Linked DNA regions of Mus musculus: region 2 is linked to region 1. Evidence: chromatin loops called from intact Hi-C (ENCODE). Cell type or tissue: left cerebral cortex. All regions are shown on one strand. Links, peaks and the distances in the headings refer to the core of each region. The heading gives the core; the rest is flanking DNA.

What was found. Hi-C counts contacts between places; a loop is a spot of excess contacts. Peaks named below come from ENCODE experiments on the same cell type or tissue, not always from the same donor. Only the 100,000 strongest peaks of a DNase experiment are listed, where the experiment ranks them.
Region 2: it touches region 1 in a loop (6-fold over the local background); 6 of 42 quality-filtered maps call a loop at or near these places.

The regions. Positions count from the first base shown.
Region 1 is chr13:83,722,753-83,728,138 of GRCm38, reverse strand. The region is part of intron 1 of C130071C03Rik (RIKEN cDNA C130071C03 gene); the gene reads right to left. Among named protein-coding and RNA genes, the nearest start is that of Gm52046, 3.8 kb to the right of the region's middle. In left cerebral cortex, for the core only: a CTCF peak has its summit at 2,971 (motif pointing left); a DNase peak (open chromatin) is centred at 2,959; H3K4me3 peaks cover 5,000 bases; H3K27ac peaks cover 5,000 bases.
Region 2 is chr13:83,526,164-83,531,549 of GRCm38, reverse strand. All of the region lies in intron 1 of Mef2c (myocyte enhancer factor 2C), which reads right to left. Among named protein-coding and RNA genes, the nearest start is that of Mef2c, 4.1 kb to the right of the region's middle. In left cerebral cortex, for the core only: a CTCF peak has its summit at 2,703; no DNase peak of the experiment used is centred there; H3K4me3 peaks cover 5,000 bases; H3K27ac peaks cover 4,768 bases.

The sequences.
Region 1 (5,386 bases), core at 326-5,325:
CTAGCATCCATTTTCAGCACCCTTAATTCTTATGGCATTTTCCAGCCTTACCTCTGGCTATAGTTTTTCCAAGCCTACACGAAAGTGCTCATATGATATGTCACCCAATAAAAAGTGGTCAGATGGCTATGCGTAAAACATTAAAAAATGGAAACACATCCACCCTTCAGGTTCACCCTTACCTTGCCATATATAGCAAGATTACGTTTCTTGAGGTGAAATTTCAGCACATTTTGTGAATAATTGCAGAATTCCTCAACTGGTTACAGAATTCCGGTTGGGGTGGGGGAAACCTGGCCGAATGGATTAATTCAGCAGGCTGAATGTCTGAGTTTGGCTGCAATTCAATTGTGCGTGGCTGTTTATTCTTGCCTGTGTTCTGGCACGTACCTGTCCCCTTTTATGCAGGATCAGGACAAACACACTGGCCACGCTGCAGGGCATAGAGTGTCGGTGCATGTATTTAGATGGAAGTAGCAAAGAATGTGGAACGTATTGCTGTATGAGCATGCATGTTTGTACAAATGCATGTGCACGCGCGCTGTGTGACAAGGGACAGAGAGAGGTACACCTCTTATCTCTGATCTCTCTGTAATCTTTTCTGTTTCTAATCTCCCTCATTGGAGTCACCATCGCTGTGGTGTGCACACTGTGGCTTACCCCGAGGGCCCGTGGCTTGGTGGTTTCCTGGCTCGATGAGTGCTGCGGTGGAGGGTGGGGAGCGCCGCTGCCGCCGCTGCCGCGGGTCCGGGTGCTCTGTCCCAGCACAGCAGCAGAGCGCGCGGTGTCAGAGCCCCCCTCCCTCCCGCCTTCAACCCCATCCTCCCCTCCCCTCCGCTCTGTGCCTCCCTCCACCCACCCCCATCCCCCGCCCCGCATTACCATATGGAGGCCGAGTCCCTGCGAATCACAGCAGCAGCGGGCGGTATTTGAATAAGCCCCGCAACCCTAGGCGGACCCCAATTCCTCCACCAGCAGCGTTCTCTGCACATAGGGCCACCGCGCTGGTCTATAACCTGGTAGCTACGGACACCTCCCTAAAGTCCCTAATGCGCGCAGGGAAGAGGGCCAGATTAAGGTGCTGGGCCTCCCCCTTGCTATTTTCGTATTAACTTCACTGATAAAAACAGACAATAAATTATACAAGAAAGGAGCGGGAGAGAGAAAACAGCGAGAAACAGAAGAAGCGAGGGAAAGTGGGAGAGGCGCTATAGAGGAAGGAAGGAAGACAGAAGCAAGAAAGCAGAAAATGAAAGAGTTGAGTGAAACGGAAATCGGATGAGATTGGTACAATATAAAAATATATGAATCTGAGCATCTCAAGCTAAAAATACCATCTCATTGAACTTCACAACCTCCAATTAGAAACGTGTCCGTCCTACCCCCAACCCCAGAGATGAATCTGCTGCTTCGATAAGAAATGATTTTTTTAGAATTGTGTAAAAGGCATAAGACTTTAAAGAAAGGAGCCGATTTTATGAAAGGGCAAATGCAAAGGGCATTTAATGAAAATATTTACGAACTCTTGCTAAATTTCAGGCTCTCAGTGACTACGCAGCCTCTTGCGCTGCGGGTCCTGAAATGGTAAGGCCTCAGTCTTGACACCAGAACAAAATTATTCAAACATACTTGGGACTAAGTGGAATTTTTTTTTCCTGTCTGCTAGTTTTATATTTGTTAGGGTTTTCCTCTCTACAAATGTTTTAGTTTTACACAAAACCACAGCAGTATGTCTTCTTCTTCTTTTCTTTTTAAATCACATAGCAACCTCTTGATTGAAGGCATTATCTTAGAGTCAAGTTAAATGGACAACTACTTCTATTTCCACACTACCTCTTGCGATTGCTCAAGACCGTGAATTTAGGGTGGCTCCTGCCCTCTTCCCTTGCCACCTTTTAACAGAGAAGTGAATTCCCTATGCAAAGAAATCCTGATATCAATAAAATCCCCAGACATCTACAGGATGCAACCAATGTAAGTGCGTGTCATGGAATCTTCAAGCCAAATGCCCCCCCCCCCCAGACACAAAAAGAACGCCTCTGATTAATAATCGCTTACGCCGCATACTGAGCCAAAGACAGGGGGCCGCAGGACGCCAGAGAAAGGAACAGAATTTTCAATATCCAGAATTTCAGTACAGATTCCAAAGATGAGGTAACCCTATCTAGTGAAGATTAATACTTAGTAAATAACGGTTTGGGGTGGACAGCGGGACGTCTAGTGTAGTTCAAGCTTTTCTCAGAGCAAAGGGAGGACAACGCAATCACCCGACATTCTGCATACAGCCCTGTAGGTAAGACCGTAGGTAACTCAAAGTCCAGGCCTAGCACGTTCTCTCTCTCTCTCTCTCTCTCTCTCTCTCTCTCTCTCTCTCTCTCTCTCTCTCTCTCTCTCTCTCTCCTTCCTCCTTCCCTCTCTCTTTCTTCCTCCTTCCCTCTCTCTTTCTCCCTCCCTCCCTCTCTCCCCCTTCCCTCCCTCGTTCTCTTCCTCCCTCTTTCCTTGTCTTTTGAGATAAGGATATTAAAACTCTTTTTGTGAGCGGTTCCCGCGAAGCTAGATTTTGAACCTTTTGTTTATTTTAATTTCAAAGTCGAAGTACAGCCGTGTGTGAATTCCTTAATTTAGGGTTTTTTTTTCCGGGGTGCTCCAGATAGCCCCGACGCCACCCTAGGCTTGGGGAGAGAAAGGAAGGAGCGGGTGAAGCGGGCTCCCCGCTTATTCCAGCAGGGCGGCCTTTGGGCCCCACCAATATTCCTCTCTCCTTTCTCTCTCCATAGGCCCACCAATGTTGCTGTGGTCGCAGCCAGGAGGACTTAGGTCAGGGGTTCTAGAAACAAAATAAGGGAATTGCCATATCCCCAGAGCTCAAAGACGTCTAGGAAATCACCCGGGCCAGAAAACTGAGTGGTGCTAGGGGCCAACGTCGGGCTCCAGGGTCCTGCCAGCAGGGAAACAGCGACACCTACTGGCCCTTGAGCACCTCGCTTGGGTCGTCGGGGCGGCCCTGGCCTGGGAGAACCTGCATTCTCTGGACTTGGGTGGCTTCAAGATCTTTATGTTCAAGACACTCTGGACTTCTATAGCCATTACTGAACAAAGAAAGAAAAAGCTATAGTTTCAAGATGGTCCTAGGGGAGCCGCAGAAGGGACCTGATAACACAGGCAATACACACAACCTCTATTCGAAGATCCTTTCTTCTGGAACCCTGGGGACCTGCAAATACTGTTGACCACAGCCAAAGCGAAATCCTAATTTACTTGAGTCTATATTACAGTCCTCTTCATCACCGTACCTATTTCAGCGCCAAACGAAGACTGCATCTTTACAAATGTCCGGCACCATAGGCCTGTCATTTGTTTAAGTCCTTTGGGATGCCATTTGCACCTTTATTGTACTGACTTCATCCAGAAATTGACAGCTTTTCTTTTCTTTAATTCCTCATGTTAGGACAAACTTAGAGAGAGGGTGATGTTTTTAACACACACACACAAACACACACCACAAAGCATCTATAACAATGTAGATATGTTAAAGAATATGCACTTTATATAACATATCTGAGTGCAATGTGTGTATTCTAGACTTTGTCTTATGAGTTTTTTTTTTTCCCCCATACACCAAATGGTCATTTTCTGAGTAGATGTGGTGCAGGTGGGCCGGGCACTGAGTGGAGGAGGGAGGGGACCCAGCAGCCCCTCCCACTCTCTATGTTTCCTTTTCATGGGCCAGGTTCTGAGCAGGCAGGGGCCTCTGAAACCTTACTGTGGTTCAGATAACTAACCTGTTCAAATGCTAGGGCAGATGCCTTCCTCGTAGAACACTGGAGCATTTGAAGCCTTTGAGGTTTCAATTTAAAATGTCACTTATTAACAAATCCCAGTTTTTAAAACAATGAATGCACCTGTTAATCTAAGGTCAGGATTTCCTATCGAATACCCTTAGCTGTAGAATAGTGAGTGGAACAACGGTCTAAAATATCTCACCCATGTGGGTAAGAAGCCTTGGTATAGCCAAATTATTGTCTCCATTTTGAATAATTGCAAAGGTTTGCTAATTACATTTTTCTTTAAATAAAACAGGAAGCTCTTAGTTTCCCTAAAAACAGATGATTAAAATATAGTTTTCTATGTTCTTTTTATTTATTTTTTTAAAAAAAATCTCCCAACTGTTCATGAAGTCTCAGCTCATTTTTATAAATGCAGTTTTTGTTCTAATTTTCTTGAAAGTGGATAGGAGTATGTTCTGTAACATATGCACTCAAACCTTGAGATAGACACTTAGCAATCTGTGTGGTGTGTGGTGTGTGAGTAAACTCACATTGCTAATACTGAATAAAACAGAGCTCTATTCCTTCTCAATGAGCCTTATATCTTGCTGAGTATTAAGGTTTCTTCTTGAAAAATGAAGCCTTCATAGGAGAGAGAAGGAGAGGGAAAAGACTGCAGAACAATTAGACTATACTGGGCAGACATACACCAGGCAACCAAACCCAGTTCACAGGGGTTTTTAGGTCTTGCAAGCACCTTGGAAAGCGGCAGTGTTCCTTTTCCCTTCTCTGTGTGGGACTTTAGAATGTATCTTATTTGTCACCCCCAAATCATAGCTAGAATGGATTCTGGTTTCACTGTCTTTGGTATAACTTTAAACATTTTTGAGCCCTGATGTGAAAAATACAGAAAAGTGGAACGTGTGCTTTAAAATGGTGGAATTTTTTGGTGTTTGCATGCAAACCAGTGCCAACAAGTCAGCATATTATACCCTGGGTAAAGGAAAGTTGCTTGATTTAGAACAGAAAATTAGGTCAGCATAATAATTCATGTCATAAAAAAACATGAAAATGTTTGCTATAAAAACATAGATGTGAGTGGTCATTGTGATTAGTGTGAAGGGTGGAGACAGAATCCTGGTGTGTTTTGGTCTCCCTTGATATAACTCTCTCTTTAGTACAGAATTAAAGAAATGAAAACAGACTGAACTACTAGATTGGGACTGGGCTCTTTGTCACATGCCCATGGTCTACTGTCTCCAGAGAAGGCACAGTTATTCCATTCCCTGCTTGTTGAGTAACATGAAGAAACGGATGCAAGGGTGGCAGTATTGATCAGAAAACATTACTCTGTGAGAAGGAGACTGGTACATTTGAAGTCTGCTTAAATCCATAGTTGGTTGTCTAGGGAGGGAGCCTTTATGTGTATGAGTTGGCAGTCTGAGGGAATGAAGCTCTGAGGAAGAGCTTCCTAAGTCAGCTCCCATGGAGAGGTTCTCCCAGAACACCTGTGTGCATCTACGCGGAGGTGTGTGTGTGTGTGTTGTGTTGTGTGTGTGTAAAACATTTGATCAAAAAATACATTCATAAAATTCTGCCTTGTTATCTATTGGAACCAG
Region 2 (5,386 bases), core at 183-5,182, 200 kb after region 1:
AAGAGATCCCAAGCCTTCAAGTTCCATTAAAAACATCAGCTTTCCAGAATGGCTTGTTATACACCTTATGCAGGGTCAACAATTAATTATGATCTAAGAACTGAAAGTCAACTTTATTACCCTACTAGGCAAATTTCCTTATATTTATATTGACAAATCTGCTGTCTAATTTCATAAAAACTGAGCAAATTTAAGCCAAATATGCCAATATTTGGGGTTTGGGGAATGGTTGTGTTCTTTTGCTATCATTATAGCTTGCTGAAAAGATTACAGATATATTAAAAAATATGCTGGTTTTGGTTGTTTTTCTTTTAAGCAGTTTACATCCTCTAACAAAGAACCATATCTAACACTTTTAAAATTCAACAGGCTAGAAATTCACAGCATCTATAAACAACGTATGTACGCATCTTCATATTTATCTTATCTATTACAAGTTGCAGGAAGAAAACCAAGAGACTCTCAGGATAAGTTGAAAAAAAATCAGGTTCCCACTAGGGACTGCTTCAAAGCCCGCTTCCTCCAGTCACTCACACAAGTTGAAGGGACTTTATTTAAACCATTGCTTGAAGTCTTGCACGGCCATTCAATAAGCAGGCTGAACACCATTACTCCATTCATTTCAAATTTTTTGCATTAAGAATGAATAAAGTCTTTCAAAGGTGTCCCTTCTTAAATAGTACTGATTTCTACAGATTTTCTTTGTAATAAGTTTACTGCCTTTATTTCTTGTCATGACACTGATTTCCTATATAATGCCCTCAGAAAATTATTTTTATGTGCACTCTGAATTTTGTTTATACCAGCTATACTTTCAAATAAAACAAGTAACAGAGATTGGATAGAAATGTATAGCAGATACATTGTAGTGAAAGCAAATGTCACTTGTTTTGCCAATGAGGCTAGACCATGGGTTTATATAACAGGTAATAGAAACTCCTTTCTTAGCATGAATATGCCTTTTCTTTGTGCAGTGAGAGCAAGAAAGTACGAAATAACATCATGTCAGATTGTCCTTTCGGTATTCTTATATTTTACTGTAGCATTCTTTGTCATATGCTACCTCCATAGCCTCACAATGGGGTTGGAAAATGTATGTGTATAACACGTTTGATTTCTACATCTTAATGCTATACACAATGTGAAGTTGTCAAAATTATCTCAATGTACTATATAGTTGTGAGCACAAACACTATAAATGTGATTTCTTTGTTTCTTTGCTCTGTTTTGTTTTATGGTCCGTTTTCAGCACTGAGTATTAAGCGGCAGACAGGAGCTGTTTTTCAGAGGAAAAACTCTTTCTGGTTTGCTTTGCTCACTAACTAGAACAGATCACTACAAATCATTCTGTTTCTTATGGGCCAGTCTCTCACATACTACAGATTTGCTTCAGCTCTCCAGGGGAAGAAATGCGGCTCCTGTGGGAAAGGCCCACCCCTTCCTAGATGTTTGCTTCCTTAAACGAAAGAAACACACCCCTTACATTCTTTGAAATTTGTCCAACAAGACGAGAATTGTAATGGCACTGTATCACGGAATAACTTAGGACAAAATAATCAATAGGCAAATTTTGCTAATATTCTGTGTACTTTTTAATCAGGGGTGGCTATTTCACACCCTACCACGTGTCTCTCCCGTTGTGTCTCTCTCTGTCTGTCTCCCTCTGTCTCTCTCTTTGTGTCTCTTCCTCTGTCTCTGTCTCTCTGCTTCTCTCTGTCTCTCTCTCTGTCTCTGTCTCTCCCTCCCTCCTTCTACCCTCTTTTGCCTCCCCCCCACATGTAAGTGTAACAACTAATTAAGCTCAGGTCTAACATATGCACTTGGATCCTCAGAACACTGTATTAGTGAAAGTCAAGAATGCGATATGCACTGAGACAACCCAGGAGGCCCAGAGATGTTAAAATCTTTTGCACTTGAATTTGGAACTATTAGGAGAATGTCCCCTTTCATAACTATACTAAAGAAAAAAATTATAAAATCAAATGGCAATTGTCTTAGGTAGAATCAGAGTTGCAAGAAGTCACAGATATGCAAGCATGTCACTCACTGCTATGAGACTAAGGACATAAACCTTGCAGTAAAATTGATGTCCACTAGTGTCTACCACATGAGAGTGCCCTGTGGGTCCTGAGAAGTTATGTTCTAGTAAACCTCTTTCCACTACATAGAGACATTTTCCCCCTAACCAAGTTTTTCTTTTGCTATTTTATAAGTAACACTTATCTTTCCCTTCCTTTTATTTTTTTAACCTTTGAAATGCAATATTCACATAGAGATTTGCATGTGTGAAGACATGCAGTTAACAAAAGTTGTTAACTCTTGAGGGGGTCTTCTTAAATGAAACAATAAGCTCTTTTAACCATTTCTCATCGGCCATTCAATGATGAACTCTATCTAATTTCCAGGTCTACAAAATGGAAGATCTGCTATTTTTCATTTGCAATAATAGTGACTATAAGGAAGGATGATATGAATTTCAACCGAAGGTATAAACTTATTACACTTAGCAGAATATTGTTAAGGTCGAAGTAAACCTTCATACCATAAATCCACAGATGAAACATCTCATTCACTAAAGTATTCTATCTTATTATAGTAACGCACAGAAAATTAAACACATAAATATGAATTTTATGTATCACAGAAGATGCAGGCAGTGAAAGTGCAATGTTTACAGTTATGGATGACTCATTAGAGCTTTATTGTGGGAGACACTAGGAGGCATCAGTAGGGTAAAAAAGGACTTCAATTTTAAAAGAAGCAAGAAATTACTGTGGTGTTGGGTGTTTAGAAAGTTTGAGTTTTAAAAATGCTACAGGTAAAACAAAACTATTCTCTAACAAAGTCTCCACGTATTATATTTTCATAAAAATGATGTTTAAGTAACATTCATAAAATAAACATTAATGTATATGTATATATATATATATATGTCTCATTTACCAATAACACCTATCATGATATGTTTTGAATGCATTGAATCATAACTATGTAACTACTCATCTTGAAGAATACACCTGGTAACAGAACAACATACAGGATATTGTCAATTATGTATTTTCTGCTTAATTTTTCAATACCATAAAGATATATTAATTTTGGCAAATCTACTCTGCATTCTACACAACACTTCTGAAAATGCCTAATTCCTTTAAGCTTTATGGTAACCACTTCACACAAATTGACAAATTGATATCTGCTCAAAGAGAGTTGATGGAACTTCAAATTTAAGCAATGAAAAAACACTACTGAGCGCCTATTATTTGAAAACTGAGTTTTCTGCTGTTTAAGTGGCTCTTTATAATGACGAAGCAACAGGGTCGTGGCATAGTTATCTAGCAATCATTTCGAATCAGAGTGTCTTGCCGTTCCTTAGCAATCAGCCTTTATCTTTGCTCTATCAGAATAACATGTGAACTGTGTAATCTGCCTTTTGTAAGGTGTAGAGCGCTGTTGCGTTGGTTTTGTGACTTGCCTCTGTAATCTGGTTTGATTTCTTAAAGGTGACAAATCCCAGTCAAGCTCTACTGAATGCAGGAACAACCATGAGTCTGTGAATTAAGGCACAGTGCTGAGCATGAAATCCCAGTCAGCTCTTCTTCATATGTTACACTCACTAAGCATCGTCGATAAAGCCTTTCATTTGGTCCAAACCATCACTATATATGTGTAAAAGGAATATGCATGCTTTTTCAGTTTAGATATTCATTTGGGAGGCATTATTCTAAAAGCTGTCATTTTAAAAAGTTAAAAATTAATCAGCAATCCTTCTTCAGTCCATGCTGTGAGGTTCTGATCTTTAACTACACACTAAATTTCTCCATGTTGCTTGGAATCATGTTCTGAAAACCTTGGCTCTCTGTTTAATAACTATTTTTTGTTATATAATACAATTATTACTGTATAGACATTTCCCCATTTTTTGTCCCTTTCTGAGATTTCATAGACTCAAAAAATATATTGCACCAAGAGTTGGAAAATAAAACCCACAAAATATACTACACTAATTAGAAGAAAGTTTTAAAAGATAATGCTTACATTTGCCAAAGTGTTATTCAGCATAGTTCTCTATTAAAGAAATCTAAATACAATGAATAATTTATTAGAAAGACATAATTATATGCCGTTCAACTTAGTCACTGAGCAAGGTGAAGGCCAGAGAAAAACTAAAAAATATTTGAAAACTATAGAGTATATTGTTTTTTTTTTTAGGATTCAATTTTCAGGAATCATCAGATAGTTATTTTTTATTAGAATGAGTAGAGTTCTACAAAATTAACTTGTTTATAAAGCAAAAAATAAAGAACATTATAACAACTCTTGGTTACTGAAGTTTGCTGTGGTTAATTAGTATCTCTGCTTGGGAAAGTTAATGTTCACGATTACATACTTTAAAAATATGACTAACTTTGAAAGGGTGGAAAGTTGCTTATTATGACATGGTCATTTGTTATTTCCACCAATACCAAAAACATTTATATTAAATTAATAGCACACCTTAATATTACCCTTCAATGTATTCACATGCACACCAACTAAGATGTAAATAGCGTAGTGAATGAATGAAGTTAAAACACTGCTTCTAATAAGGAGTGTGAGAACTGCATAACACATTCTCAAACTGTGAATCATAGTAATAAGAAAAGCATTTTTTAAAAAATAAAGTTCAGCACAATTTGAAGTAAAGATAACTGCCAACTACTGGCCCTTTAACTTGGGTACCAATTTTTTTTTTAATTATATGTTAAGTATGCATCAATGAATACTTTTAGAGTAAAGATCAGAATCCGATACAGGATTAAATGTATTATCCTTTAAATAGTACAAAACCTCATTGATTTCAGGAATTTTTTTCCCACTTGTGATGGGACTTAAGGACAACTCATTTTACCTGCCATGCACTTGCTTTAGGGCTACTTTTAAATTCAATAATTAATATGCTTATACTAGATGATAATAACGTGGTTTATTGCCTGCATTTTTGTAATTGACTCAATAGCTGCACAAGCATACCATTGGTGCCATACTTATACATATTGAACTACTTTTAAGACTAGCCAAACTGACATTATTTTTTAAATTAAATGAGAAATTTTATCTATAAATTGAAAATCGGTATGGCTTCAAGGTTAAGTGTGGCTCACAGGTGGTCACATTTCAAGTCCCAGCAAATCTCTAGGGGAGGGGGATTACTATGCCCCACACAAACGTTTTTACTCTGCAACACAATTCCATTGCAAGGTGCCTGTGGAGGGAGCCGGGCCACTCTTCTGGAAAGGCATGGAAATGCGACTGGAGTTTTCTTTACAGCACTTAGAGAACACATATAGTCACGAAGCATTTCATAAGGCAGTTACCCTTAGAGTTACTATCACATTAACGATAG